3 separate regions of the Homo sapiens genome follow, and regions 2 and 3 are each linked to region 1. The links are chromatin contacts, found by Hi-C or POLR2A ChIA-PET in ENCODE. All regions are on one chromosome and are shown on one strand. The core of a region is the stretch at or near the end of the contact, and the rest is flanking DNA. Distances in the headings are between cores, read along the strand shown. Region 1 overlaps SLC12A8 (solute carrier family 12 member 8). Region 2 overlaps HEG1 (heart development protein with EGF like domains 1). Region 3 overlaps SLC12A8 (solute carrier family 12 member 8).

Evidence for each region. Hi-C counts contacts between places; a loop is a spot of excess contacts on that map. ChIA-PET counts read pairs that join two places held with the same protein, here RNA polymerase II (POLR2A). Pooled maps may share reads with other maps.
Region 2: a pooled map shows a loop between it and region 1 (3-fold over the local background). The contact joins two enhancer-like sites. A Hi-C loop is called at or near these places in 3 of 168 maps with a recorded cell type or tissue (IMR-90, PC-9 and head of caudate nucleus) and 5 of 50 pooled maps. POLR2A ChIA-PET finds 5 or more read pairs at or near these places in 2 of 52 experiments (SK-N-SH and naive thymus-derived CD8-positive, alpha-beta T cell).
Region 3: a loop to region 1 is called in a pooled map, with 2.0 times the contacts of the local background. The contact joins two enhancer-like sites. A Hi-C loop is called at or near these places in 2 of 50 pooled maps. POLR2A ChIA-PET finds 5 or more read pairs at or near these places in 5 of 52 experiments (AG04450, B cell, GM10248 and 2 more).

What each region holds. Positions count from the first base shown.
Region 1 is chr3:125,118,145-125,122,729 of GRCh38, forward strand. It overlaps SLC12A8 (solute carrier family 12 member 8), which reads right to left. Exons shown (of 14, transcript NM_024628.6): 7 at 2,455-2,542; 8 at 625-712. It also overlaps the pseudogene RNU6-230P. Among named protein-coding and RNA genes, the nearest start is that of MIR5092, 31 kb to the right of the region's middle. RefSeq lists enhancers at 2,307-2,356, 2,359-2,865, 2,866-3,371, 3,577-3,796. Within about 2 kb of position 2,252, at least 9 of the 41 ENCODE cell types and tissues checked have a DNase peak (open chromatin) inside an H3K27ac peak, as active enhancers do; they include GM12878, where a contact is called at or near this core.
Region 2 is chr3:124,993,339-124,997,923 of GRCh38, forward strand. It overlaps HEG1 (heart development protein with EGF like domains 1), which reads right to left. Exons shown (of 17, transcript NM_020733.2): 12 at 4,351-4,485. Among named protein-coding and RNA genes, the nearest start is that of HEG1, 60 kb to the right of the region's middle. RefSeq lists a silencer at 2,067-2,361. Within about 2 kb of position 2,278, at least 12 of the 41 ENCODE cell types and tissues checked have a DNase peak (open chromatin) inside an H3K27ac peak, as active enhancers do.
Region 3 is chr3:125,184,214-125,188,798 of GRCh38, forward strand. SLC12A8 (solute carrier family 12 member 8) reads right to left here. Exons shown (of 14, transcript NM_024628.6): 4 at 3,024-3,215. Among named protein-coding and RNA genes, the nearest start is that of SLC12A8, 26 kb to the right of the region's middle. Within about 2 kb of position 2,103, at least 3 of the 41 ENCODE cell types and tissues checked have a DNase peak (open chromatin) inside an H3K27ac peak, as active enhancers do; they include GM12878, where a contact is called at or near this core.

The DNA of each region.
Region 1 (4,585 bases), core at 1,002-3,501:
GTGAGCAGATTCTTCTGTTTCTGTCCTGATTTTTGACAGGAAGAGATGTCCCCATTATCTAGCCCCTCATATTTGTGAATCCCTCTGGGCATCATTATCTGTTTCTAGAAATCCCTAAGCAGGGCCTGTACCTTTTCCATCATGTCTCTTCCCCACCACAACCCAACACTTCAGTCCTGGGCTAGAGACTATATGAAGGCTGGGCGTGGTGGCTCACGCCTGTAATCTCAGCACTTTGGGAGGTCAAGGTGGGAGGATCACTTGAGGCCAGGAGTTTAAGACCAGCCTGGGCAACATGGTGAGACCTCATCTCTACCAAAAAATTAAAAAAAAAATTAGCCCAGCATGAGGGCATGCCCCTGTAGTCCCAGCTACCTGGCGGTCTGAGACAGGAGAATTGCTTGAGCCTGGAAGGTTGAGGCTACAGTGGGCTGAGATTGCAACACTGCACTCCAGCCTAGGCAACAGAGTGAGACCCTGTCTCAAAAAATAAATTAATTAAATTTTAAAAAGACTATATGGATTCCCAGACAGTACTGCAAGGGGAAGGTGGCCATTTGTTGGTGAGAACAAATAAATGACTCCGGCAGACTGAGCCCTTGGAGTAGCGCAGGCCTCACTCACCTTTTCCGCTATCAGGAAGTCATAGCGAAGGGCCTCTCGAGTGCAGATGGCGCCCAGGAGGAAGACGAAGATGATGTACAGAAACCACCTGCAAAACCCAAGAGCAGAACAGAGCTGCCCCCGACTCACCTCACCCAGCCCCATCCAATTCCCTCACTCAACCTTCTGTTTCCAAAGGGAACTTGTATCAGAATGAGAGAAAGGCCAGTCATGAAGCTTCCCCAGCTGGCTTGGGAGGACACTTTTTGTACTATTTCTCTTCTGGCATATTTCTTACCAAAAAAGGGGTACCATTGTTTTGTTTCTTTTTTTACTTTTAAATATATATAAAAATATGGAACACTTCACGAATTTGCATGTCATCCTTGCACATGGGCCATGCTAATCTCTGTATTGTTTTAATTTTAGTGTATGTACTGCTGAAGTGAGCAGTTTTTTTTCTCTTTCTTATATTAAAAAAGAAAAACATACAAAGGGCATTCCGAGTAGGGAAGTGGGAGGCCCAGTTGCCTCTAGGTTGCCAGGATTCAGGCCAGGGTTGCCCCGCAGCCTCACACCCCAGCCTCCTCCAGCAAAAGAACAAGCTGATGATCCTTCGGGCCTCTAAGTCCTGCTGGTCTGTTATCTTTGGATCAGATAATAAAGAGGGAAACTAAAGTCAAAAGGCAGAGAGCAGAGGCCTGGCTCTGTCCCCAAGATGCCCTGTAACCTTGAACAAGACCCAGGTTCCTGTGGTCTCCTCATTCCCATCTGGGTAATCAGAGGATGGGCCAAGGGTTCCTCCTGGAACCTCCCAGCTGGGGCCAGAAACAAGACAGGGTCCTCATTCAGAAGCCTCTTTCTTTTATTTCCTTCCCAACACTCAACTCTATCTCTGTTGTCTTCATTTTCTTCCCAATGTTATTGCACAAAATACCCTGATGCTGTACGCCAGGCTGATAGCAATGGTTTCACTGCAGTAAGCTAAGAACAAATTCAGTGTTTGTGAAACAGATACATTAATATTTTCTAAATACTGTGGTTAGAATAACACAGGCCCTTTTAACTTCTCAAGTCATTGTTTCTGGTCTCTGATCTCTTTGCCTCTTCACACCTACCCAATGAAGGGCAGAGAAGCTTCTTCCTGTGGTACAGAGAGAAACAATATTCTAAAAGGTCAGAAATAGACCCAAGGTTACCCAGCCTGCTTGTGTGGGTGGCACAGTGTGAACTAAAACCCCAGAGGCCTGACGGCCTGGGGGAGCTGGAGGGGAGGCTCACTGGGGGAAGAAGAAGAGCTGGGTGCTGAGCTTCCACTGTGTGCCTTCTCTCCCCGCCGCAATCTAGGAAGCACATACAGTGTCATTATCCCCATTTCACAAGAAAGGAAATGGAGGCTCAGAGAACTCAGTAAATTGTCCAGAGTCATGCAGCCAATCAGCGGCAGAGCTGAGATGCAGCCCCAATTCGTCTGATTGCAAAACTCTTCATCTTTATGCTCCCTCCAGTGATCCTGGAAACTCGGTGGTTAAAAAAATCCCCAAGTTCAAAATGGGGGTGGGGGAGGGACGGGGGCGGGAGGCCGAGGAAAGGAAAGAAAGGATTCGATCTGTGATCTGGGTCCCGACACTCCTCCTCGGCAGCATTCCCAGGCAGGGCGCATGAAAGGGCAGTGTCTGAACCCACCAGACGTGAATTTTCCAGCCCACCGAGTGTTAAAAGAAGGATCGGAATATGAAATAGATTGGTCACAGTCGGGGCACTCTCAGAACAAAAGGGGCAATCCCTCTTCTGCCTGGGGTTTTCTCTCCCACTCTCTAGCTCAGACTGATTGCCATGAGGGGAACTTACGAGATGCCAACAGCTGCCAGGGAGCCCAGGGGAATGCTGGCGGCAGGCTCCCTGAGGTCGCCCCCCATGTTGAAGCCGGCCATGACTCCTGAAAGACACCCAGATGGGGAATGGGGTGAGCAGCCTCCTCCACGCATCGCCTTCCCCAGGGCTGCCCCTTCCTCTCCTGCGGGACCCTCTCCTGGAAGCTGTCCCACCGCAAGCCCTCCAGCTGCAGCTCTGCGCATAGGCTGCTTTTCAATCTCCCCTGGCAACTAGGGAGGCATCCCTGTGGCGTGAAAGGCACCTTTGTGGGTTGGAGGAGGCTCAGGAGGAAAGCCCTCCCAGCTCCAAAAGCATCCTACCGCTCAGCGCAAAGCAACCAGGGGGGAGGAAAGCGGCTTGCAAGGCACACAGAGGTCCTGCGCTGCCTGCTGAGCTGGGACAATGCCCTGGAGAGGCTCAGCATTACAAAGGTCTGGCAGCCTCCTGCTCAGCAGCTTTCCCTGCCTCTGCTGCCTGCTGATTCCATGGGAGCTTCCTGTGTCCTCGGGGTCAGGTACCATCCTCCAAGCCCCTGAGCTACCAAAGGGCTTGAAATAAACTCCAAAAAAACCAATCCTGATGCCACTGACATGGAGTCACAAGCTCCTTTTCATCATCACCTCTCTTCTGCAAGAACACTAATGAAAATGAATTAATCCATGAGGGACCCACAGCACAGTGCTGCATGGTGAAGTGGGGATGTTGCCTCTTCCCATACAAACAAATATATGAAAGCAACAAGACAGGGTGTTCTGAACATCGGATGAGGATCCAGCCCACAAGTGCCATAACAACTCAGTGTGATGGGCTGCCCTGGTCAGGAAAGACCCGTGGAGGGGGTTGTATCTTGAATGTGGCCTTGAAAGAGGGATTTGAATGGGCTTAGGGATGGGAATGAATCTAACTCCATGATTTGTGAACACTTTCAAACTGCCTGGGCCTGTGTCAAGTGCTTTACATGCATTTTTTTATCCTGTTTAATTCTCATAACAACCTCATCAGAAAGGTAGAATTATTTCCTCATCTTATGGAAAAGTGTTCAAAGAGGTTAATTAAAACAGCCTAAGGTCACACATTTAATAAGCAGCAAAGCTAAGATTCAACCCTGGTCTGTCTGACTCTGAAAATTATGCTCTTAATGCCTCTGCTACAATGCTTCACAGAATCCAAGCGAAGTGCAGTGAAGTGACAGTTTGGAACCAGAAAGTGAAAGTAGGGGGGTGTATTTCAGAGAGAACCCTGAATGCTGGCCCGCGGATGGGGTGCATATACTGTCACCCAGCAACTCCACTATGAGGACTTTACCCATCGTAGGTAGTCAAGGCTATGAGGGAAGATTTAGCCCAGCGTGTTTATAAACGCTTGTTTAGAATAGTGGAAATTAGAAACAACCTAATGTCTAAAAATAGAGGGTTGGTTAAATAAGTGATGATATAGCTTTCAATAAATACTAGGTCTCAGAATATTGTAAGGGATATGTTGTGACATGGAAAGATGTTTAGAAGCTTTTGCTTAGTTTTAAGACGCATATTAGAAAACAGAACACATGGTATGATCCCATTATTATAAAAATATATAGAAAAAGGAACTGGAACATGTTTTAAAACATTAACAATGTTATTTCTGGGTGATAAAAGAACAGGTCATTTTTATTTGACTGTTTATATTTTCTCAATTTTCTACAATGATCATTTTGAAACGTGAAAACTTTTAAGGTTTTGTTGTTGTTGTTTTTGTTTTTGTTTTTAACGGCCTGTTAGGCACATTTTCTTTCCTCTCATTCCCTCCTCTCCAAGATCCTATTAAGAGCATAGTAAAGGGGAAAAGTAGATAAATTCCCATAAGCAAAGAGAAGTTGGGAGGAGGACCCTAAGTAGATGAAAGGTTCCCATGAATGTCTGGAACATAGAACATAGAAAATGGAGAATATAATACCGAGGAAAAGAGAAGGAAAGAAAGCCTCGGAATGCTTCTCTACAAGATCTCAATACACTGAGGAAAACCAGGGCTGGACGTTTGCACCCCAAATAAAGCCCTGCTCAAGAATCAACAGCACTCACAAACTTCTCATCAAGGTAGGGCCCCAGCAGGGAGACAGACCTAACCA
Region 2 (4,585 bases), core at 1,028-3,527, 120 kb before region 1:
TTATGCCACAGGTAGAGCATAATTGCATCCTGTTTAGGGAAGGAGTAACGAGGCCCCATCTCCCAATCTTTGATACCTGAGTTCTCTGCTGGCCTCACTCAGGTGGGGCCTTCTCTAAGGAGGCAGCTGAGTGCTCCTGCCTCTCCCATGTCTGGTGGCCCTCCTCCTGTGTATGCCTCTGCTTCATACTGCAGCAGGACGTGGGAGTGGGGGAAGCTACCCTGGATGATCCATGGATGGCTAACGCTGCGGGGCAGCCACCGGAAATTGCTTGCTTCTTCAGTGACTCCTCCCCACCCATCTCGGCACTGAGGCAGGCTGATGTCACACCAGCCTTTTCTATTTTGAACACTTCTTCCTGGAAATGTTTTTACATCCAATCTCCCCACCCAACATTAGACTTCATCTGCTGGGTGGAAGTGCTCCACTCCATGGCTGTCATCCAGGCAGATGTAAGGTCCATCTGTTGTCCTGCCCGCGAGCTGATGGGTTGGGCTGTTTTCATTTTGTATCAGAAGTGACCTGGCTCCCTGATGTCATGATATTTCTCTATTTCAAATGGGCTCATTCCGTTACGCATCAGTGGTTGAGTGCTACTGTGCCGTGGCGCTGTTCTGGGGAAACCTTGTCAGTGAGGTGCTCCTGTGCTCCTTAGGACCCAGCTTCTCATCTCACTCACCCTAGAGCAGCAGTCCCCACGTTTTTGGCACCAGTGACTGGTTTCATGGAAGACATTTTTTCCATGGACCAGCAAGGGGGTGGTCTTGGGAAGATGGTCTCGGAATGAAGCTGTTCCACCTCAGATCATCAGGCATTAGATTCTCCTAAGGACCACGTAACCTAGATCCCTCACATGTGCAGTTCACAACAGGGTCCACACTCCTATGAGAATCTAATGCTGCCGCTGATGTGACAGGAGGCGGAACTCAGCTGTGCAGCCCAGTTCCTAACTGCACCTCCTGCTGTGCAGCCCGGTTCCTAACAGACCACAAACTGGTAGGGTTGGGGACCCCTGCCCCAGAGGTATTCTGACCACAGAGCACTGAAGATGAAATGAATTTGGCAACAGCTAGTATATATTCCCAAACTGGGCTTCCCCTATTGCCATAAGACACAAGTGAATTCAAGTCTTCTGGACTTAAAAATAGAAATAAGTAGATGGTGGCATCTTTTTTTTTTTTTTTGGAGACGGAGTCTTGCTCTGTCACCCAGGCTGGAGTGCAGTGGCGGGATCTCAGCTCACTGCAACCTCCGCCTCCTGGGTTCAAGCGATTCTTCTGCCTCAGCCTCCTGAGTAGCTGGGACTACAGGCATGCACCACCACGCCCAGCTAATTTTTGTATTTTTAGTACAGACAGGGTTTCACCATATTGGCCAGGCTGGCCTCGAACTCCTGACCTCATGATCCTCCCGCCTCAGCCTCCCAAAGTGCTGGGATTATAGGCGTGAGCCACTGTGCCCAGCTGACAGTGGCATCTTAAAAACTCTTTTGTTCCCTTGCAGGAAATTATATCTAGCCATGTCAATCTTTTCCCATCTTATTTGCTGCCTTATCATCCACTCGTTCATTCAACAGACATTTGCTGAACCCTGCACTGCTCAGGACATGGTTCTAGCACTCAAGGGAATGGCAGTCGGATTAAAGAAAGAGACATGCAAACAGGTTGTGAGAATTCATTGCCAGGTGTGGTGGCTCATGCCTGTAATCCTAGCACTTTGGGAGGCCGAAGTGGGTGGATTGCTTGAGCCTAGGTGTTTGAGACCAGACTCGGCAACATGGCAAAAGCCCATCTCTACAAAGAATACAAAAATTAGCTGGACATAGTGGCAAGGACCTGTAGTCCCAGCTACTTGGGAGGCTGAGGTGGGAGGATCACTTGAGCCCAGGAGGTCAAGGCTGCAGTGAGACTTGATTGCGCCACTGCACTCCAGCCTGAGTGACAGAGCAAGGCTTTGTCTCTAAAAAGAAAAAAAAAAAAGAATTAATCATGATGCCTGCATGATGGAAGGAAGCTAAGAAACCTATGAGAGGGATATCTACTTTGATTTTATGTGTAGCTTTGAAAGTCTGGCAAAGACATTTTCTGTGAGACACCAAGCACGTTGTGTGTGCATGTGTGTGTGTGCACGCACACGCTGCAGAGAACATAGAGACTTGCTAATGTATAGCTTGAACTGCAGTGATTTAGAAAACACACACTCCTCTATCCTCTATTTATATTGAGCCTTGATTTGAGGTGTCAGTGCTCCAGCACTGATGGCCAGAAGATGTCACTGCTAACCCATCAGAACCCAGCCTAAAGGGCTGTGGCCCAAGAAGCCCGGAATCCACTCCTCAGAGGCCTGATGGTGCAAATACTGCTGAGAAAGGGCTTCACGGGGTCTCAGCAACAAGCCCAAAAGTGAATCAAGGTTTCCTTATGCTGCTTCTTGGGTCCTCACTTGGTCAACATAAGGTTGCTGGTGCCTGTGTCAGCACACTCGGTAAATCTTTCACAGCTATTGTTAATGCTAGCCTGTAACTGAAACAATTACAAAATTGCTGACTTGGAAACAGAGGAAGTGGCGCAGGCCAGCCAGAAGCAAAGGTGATAGGGCCATTGTTGAGACACTGTTCACAGGGAACACCACAGCACCATGCCCATACCTCTGCCCACCTTGTGTCATCCCCTGTCAGCAGCACAGCGCCCCAACACACATGGATGTTAGCCCAGTCCCCTTCCCATGTGAAGATGGGCTCAACTCCTCATTTGTTTTCTTTTTTTTTTTTGAGACAGATGTTGCCCAGGCTGCAGTGGTGCAATGGTGTGATTTCGGCTCACTGCAACCTCCACTCCCCGGGTTCAAGCGATTCTCCTGCCTCAGCTTCCCGAGTAGCTGGGATTACAGGCATGCGTCATCACACCCAGCTAATTTTGTATTTTTAGTAGAGACGGGGTTTCTCTGTGTTGGTCAGGCTGGTCTCCAACTCCCGATCTCAGGTGATCTGCCCGCCTCGGCCTCCCAAAGTGCTGAAATTATAGGCGTGAGTCACCACGCCCGGCTCAACTCCCCATTTCTAAGAGGTGCAAGGAACACTTTGCATTAAAGCAGATAAGATGGCATGAGGAAGCATCATCTCTTTGTAGCAATGTGGCAGTCTGGCACGGCACTGAGACATGCTGTGTCCTAGTCACACATCAGGACCTAGGCCCAACACAGAGAGTTGGCCCTCCCCTTCAAAACCCATCACAGGTCCCACCTGGAGAGCTGATGATGCGCACTTGAGAAGAACTTTGTATCCAAACCTAACAAAGTCAGAGGGTCTGAAGCTCAGGATAAGAGTGCTGCCCTGAAATATATTTTTATCTGTGATGAACAAGTCCTCTCATGGGAAGTCCTGATGGAGAAAAGTGGCATGTCGCCTCGCCCCAGTATGTGATTTTTATTCAGATTCCAGTAACATCCATTGACATCTGTCACCAGCAAGGTGTTGACTGAGTAGGAAAACTGGCCATCCATGATGGCCTTTATATCGTTAGTTTTTCTGGTGATTGCAAGTTGCAGCAGCCTTTTATAAGTCAGGGTGCGTGGTGCTCTTGGACCTGAATTAATTTTATTTTAAAGCAGTATTCTTGGACTACATTCTTTGAGCAGTTTTTCCCTGAAACTAAATGAATTTAAGCCTCACCTTAAAGGTTAGTAGAATTAGATTTCTGCTCTCAAGCACTTCATGAGACCTTTAAAACCAGAACTCATTAATTCAACAACAACCTGGACCAAATACAAGAGCAGATGCTGACAGCTTACAAAGGGCCTCTATATCCACTGCCTTCCTTAACTCTTAGAATAAATATCCAATAGAGGATCACCATACCCATTTCTCAGGAGAGGAAACCGAGGCTCAGAGAAACAAAGTGACTTGCCCAAGGTGATACATGATCAGTGAGGCAGAGTCGGGCTCTGACTCTGGCCTCAGCTGCCTCTGAAAGATATAAGCCTGACCCCACGCTTGTACTTCCACTTTAAAAGATTAGCAGACAACAGATAAAGCTTTGGGAATTAAAACAATAATTTTTCTAACTTCCTTTAAATGGAAAAAAAAAGAAAAGGCACTGCTACCACAGGCATTCCATTCTGTCTTCCTTTGAATTTAATTGGCCAGACCAGCATGCACCAGTCAAAGATAATGCTATTATTCCAAGGAGATAATGTATTCAATCCTGCCACGAGCAAAATAACAAGAACCAGTTACCCTCAGTTTAGAATGGTCACGCCTAAGCAAAGACAGAGAGAGAGCAAGAAAGAGAAACAGAGCACCAGGCAGAGTCCCAGGACTGGGCACAGAACCCCAGGCGAAGCTGTGGCTACCTCGGCAGGAGTGGTCCATCTTGTTGAACTGAAAGTATCCCGACTTGCACTGGCACAGGGCAACGCCGTCCAGGTCAGTGCAGATGGAGGTGTCTTTGTCACATTCGGGACTCTTCCGCTTGCACAAGCTGCCCGCTGGAATGGAAAAACAAGACAGTGAAACAAAACAAAACCTTCTCCACTTCAAACCTTAAAATCTCCTCCACTTCAAAGCTCATGTGTCTGCATGAACTCT
Region 3 (4,585 bases), core at 853-3,352, 66 kb after region 1:
ACCTGCCTTGACCTCCCAAAGTGCTGGGATTACAGGCGTGAGCAACCACGCCCGACCTGCAAGCTTTTAAAATCATTACTTTAAGTGTTAATATCTCCTCAGTTTTGATGCTCTAGGGAAGGGATTGACAAACTGGCTCACTGGCCAAATCCTTTTTGCTGATTATTTTGGTAAATAAAGTTTTATTGGGACACAACTATACCCGTTTTTTGTAAGCCATTTATCTGTGGCTGCATTCACACTACAGTGGCAGGGTTGAGTAGTTGTGACAGAGCCATATGACCCTCAAAACCCAAAATATTTATGATCTGGCCCTTTATAGAAGTTTGCTGACCCCTGCTTGGGGGTAAAATCAGGGAATCTGTTTTGACAATCATTAGAAATAAATGAATGCACACATGCCCTGGAATGAGGGCTGAGGGAGTTAATAAGAACAAGGAATAGGGAGCCTCAAAACCCCAACCGCACCCTAGAGGAAGGAGGAGCTCAAATCAATAACCCAACCTGTCACCTTAAGAAACTAGGGAAAGATGAGCAAAGTGAACCCAAGCAAGCAGAAGAAGGAATCAATAAAGGTCAGAGCAGAAATGAATTAGGGATCAGAAAAACAATAGAGAAAATCACCAAAACCAATAATTAGTTCTTTGTAAACACACCTTTATCTAAGCTGATCAAGAAAAAAGAAAGAGAAGACATTATTTAAATTAGGAATGAAAGGGGAGACATTACCACCAAACTTACACAAATAAAAAGGACTATAAGAAAATCTATAGACAATTAATATGCCGATGCATTAGATAACCTACGTGAAGTGGACAAATTCATGGCCGAGCACAGTGGCTTACGCCTGTAATCCCAGCACTTTGGGAGGCCGAGGCGGGCGGATCACCTCAGGTCGGGAGTTCAAAACTAGCCTGACCAACATGGAGAAACCCCATCTCTACTAAAAATACAAAGTTAGCCGGGTGTGGTGGCGCATGCCTGTAACCCCAGCTACTCGGGAGGCTGAGGCAGGAGAATTGCTTGAACCCAGGAGGTGGAGATTGTGGTGAGCCGAGATCACGCCATTGCACACCAGCCTGGGAAACAAGAGCAAAACGGCGTCTCAAAAACAAAAAACAAAAAACAAAACAAAATTCCCAGATTAAAAAAAAAAAAAGAAATGGACAAATTCCTAGGAAGATATAAACTATCAAAACTAAATCAAGAAGAAGTAGAAAATCAGAATATGCCTATATAAGTAAAGAGATTCCATTAGTAACCAAAAAACTTTCTATCAAAAAAAACCCAGGACCAGATGGCTTCATGGCAAAATTCTACCATATGTTTAAAGAATTAACACCAACCCTTCACAAACTCCTCCAAAAAATAGAGAAGGAGGGAACACCTTCCAACTCAGTCTACGAGGCCAGAATTAGCCTGACACCAAAACCAGACAAAGAATCACAAGGAAACTACAGACCAATATCCCTCATGAATATATACACAAAAATCCTCCACAAAATGTTAACAAACCAAATTCAGCAATTTATAAAAAGGATTACACACTAACCACACCCTGATCAGGGACTCCTGGCCCGCGCCAGCGACAAACAAAGCACAGGCACTCCAGAGACAGTGACCAGGGGGACTCTAATGTTTGGGACCAGGGCCCAAGTGGAAAGGCAGGAAAATAGCTGGGATGCTGGTGCAGTGGCGTCTCAGGCCGTGGCTGCCAGCACTTAGAAAACATCTTATCTGTGAACATCTTTTTTCCAAATCAGCCCATGTAAGTGGGACTCTCAGCAGCACAGATGCCTGTCTTTGTCCAGGGGTGTTCACACCAGTGCCCATCCATGGCATCTGCCTCTAGAGGCTCACTTGGTGTCTGTACCGAGAGGGGGAAAGCAGGATTTTGCCTACCTTGCAGCCTGGTTGGCTATAAAATAGCAGAGAAGTAAAAAAAAAAAAAAAATTTATATACCAAGTCCCCAGGGTAATAAAGTAAACTGACCATTTATTACTCCCCTCTCCAACTACTATACTTAAATAACTTTCTGCAGTCAAGGCAAGTGCTTTTTAAGAGTGCAGAGGCCATCTGTTTGCCTTTCCTGCACTGTCTTAGACACACACAGGCACCCCCACCGCCCACACATGCACACACGCAGCTCTGTGCTGTTCGAGAATCAGATATATTTATGCTGAAACACCCTGCTCCTGCTGCCTAAAAATAAAAGAAACAAAACCGATGCTTTCTCTGGGGAGATTCTTGCACACTCTAACTTAGACAAATTCTTCTCTTTAAACTGTTTTTTCAACCACCCACCACCATTTGCACTCTCATAAAAGCCTTTTTCAATCCAAGAAATGCTGACAAAGAACTGCTTCTTAATGTCTGTACTTTGTTCCCTCAGCATTAAGTCACCATGCCTGTGTTTTAGCTAAAAAAGCCTTAGGATTTCCCCCTACTCGCTCGTTTTCGGAGTGCCTCCGTCCATTCTGATGAAGCACACTCCTCATTAACATTCTCCCTCTCAGACAGGGCGTCCACACAAGAGGCTGTCAGCCTCCCTGTGAAGGCCACCCGAGCTATCAAATGCTCCCGGGAGCTCCTGCTCATTTGAGAAGTGCCTGCTTCTAGGAAAGCCCTTTGGCACAGGCAAAATACCCATCTTCAGTAAAAAAGCGTCCCAGGGCCCAGGCCACCTGGCTGCCACCTGGCTGCCACCTGGGCTTCAGCCACTGTCATGCAATCTGGTCCCCAGATTGAACAGCAAGAATGTGCTGGCCAGGCCCTGCCCTGCTGGTCACATCAGGCATCCAGGAGGCGGGAGTGGCAGAGGGAAAGGAGTGCTGGACTAAGAGGTCAGGCCCTGGATAGTGACTTGACTCTCTGCTGAATTCCCTTCAGAGCCCCAACCTGCTCGTCTGTCACATGCGGCAATTGTCCCCACCCTCGCTTCTCCCCAGGTCAAGTGAGGAAATGGACAAGAAGAAAGTGGCAGAGGGCCAGGCAGGGGAAGCATCCCGGGCGCAGGCCTCACCTGTCCAAACACATAGAGCAGCCCGATGGTGCCTCCCGTCTGCCCACCCAGGACCGAGGAGATCATGGAGTAGACGCCACCGCTGCCGATGCTGCTGCGCTCCCCGACGCCAATGCCAGACAGCACCGTGACGAGGGCCACCAGGATGACGAAGGACACCAGGAACATGCCCAGGAGCACTCCTGTGTTTCCCTGCAGCAGAATAGCAAGGAGCAAGGTTGGATTAGGTGAGGAGGCCCCGCCAGCTCCCTGCTGGGGGCATTGACCACCTCCCCTCCTCCCACAGCACTGGAATAGGGGCCAGGGGTGGGGGCACAGAGTCAGGACAACTAAAAAGGACAAAGCAAGCACCACAACAGCCAAGGCCAGGAAGAAGTTCTAAGTGAAAGGAAGCGTCCTGGCTGCAAATTCTTCAATGACTCTCCCACCTATAGGGTACAGTCAGAGCTGCTGATGCCCTCACGAGGTGCCTCCTAATCTCACTTTGTGCCTGACGTGCAGCGACAAGTTCTCTCCCCACCCCCACCCCTCCTCATGCTGATTCCCCTGCCTGGAAGGCCTCTCCTGCTCATTCTGTACCTTTGTCAGGTTAACTCCAGCATATCCTTTAGGCCTCAACGTTTAGGATTTCTCACCAGGAAGCTGGCCCTGTAACCCTTTCTCTGGGCTCCTCCAGTGCCAGGGCTTAGTACTTTTCACAGGACTTGTCATATTGAGTCTGTTTCCAAGCCAGTTTTGACCTCTAGGCTGTGAGCTCCAGGGGAGGATGATATGGTTTAGATGTTTGGATTTGGATCCCTTCCAAATCTCATGTCGAAATGTGATCCCCAATGTTGGAGGTGGGGCCTGGTGGGAGGTGTTTGGGTCATGGGGGTGGACCCCTCGTGAATGGCTTGGTGTCCTCCCACAGTAATGGGTGAGTTCTCACTCTGTTCGTTCACAGGAGAGCTGGTTGTTTAAAAGAGCCTGGCATCTCTCTTGCCTTCTCTCCGGCTACGTGGCACGCTGCTCCCTCTTCACCTTCCCCCATGAGTGAAAGCTTGCTGAGGCCTCACCAAGTGCAGATGCTGGTGCCATGCTTCTTGTACAGCCTGCAGAACTGTGAGCTAAATAAACCTCTTTTCTTCATAAATTAGCCTCAGGTATTCCTTTATAGCAATGTAACATGGACTAATACGGAGCAGGATCATGTTTTCTTCCCCTTCATATTCTCAGTGCTTAGCATAACCTCCACAAAATAGGTGTTCATTAAATGCTTGTTGAGCGAATAAACAAACCATGCATGGCTGGAGATGAACACATGTAGACAGACACATTTCAGTGTGAAAAGCAAGAGTCGCAGAGAGGCAGTGGACACAGCACTTCTAAGAAGGAGATGTAATGTCACATGTTTTGCAATAGAAAGCAAGGAAGACTCCTGATAGTCAAGACTTCATGTGTTGTGAGTGCTGGAGAGGGTCCTAGGAGTGGGCAGAGCCAGTTCAAGAGCTGAGTGGCCTAACATGAGCTGGAAAATTGTCCTGGAAGTCAGTTGTACTCTGTTCCAGTGTTTATAATATAAT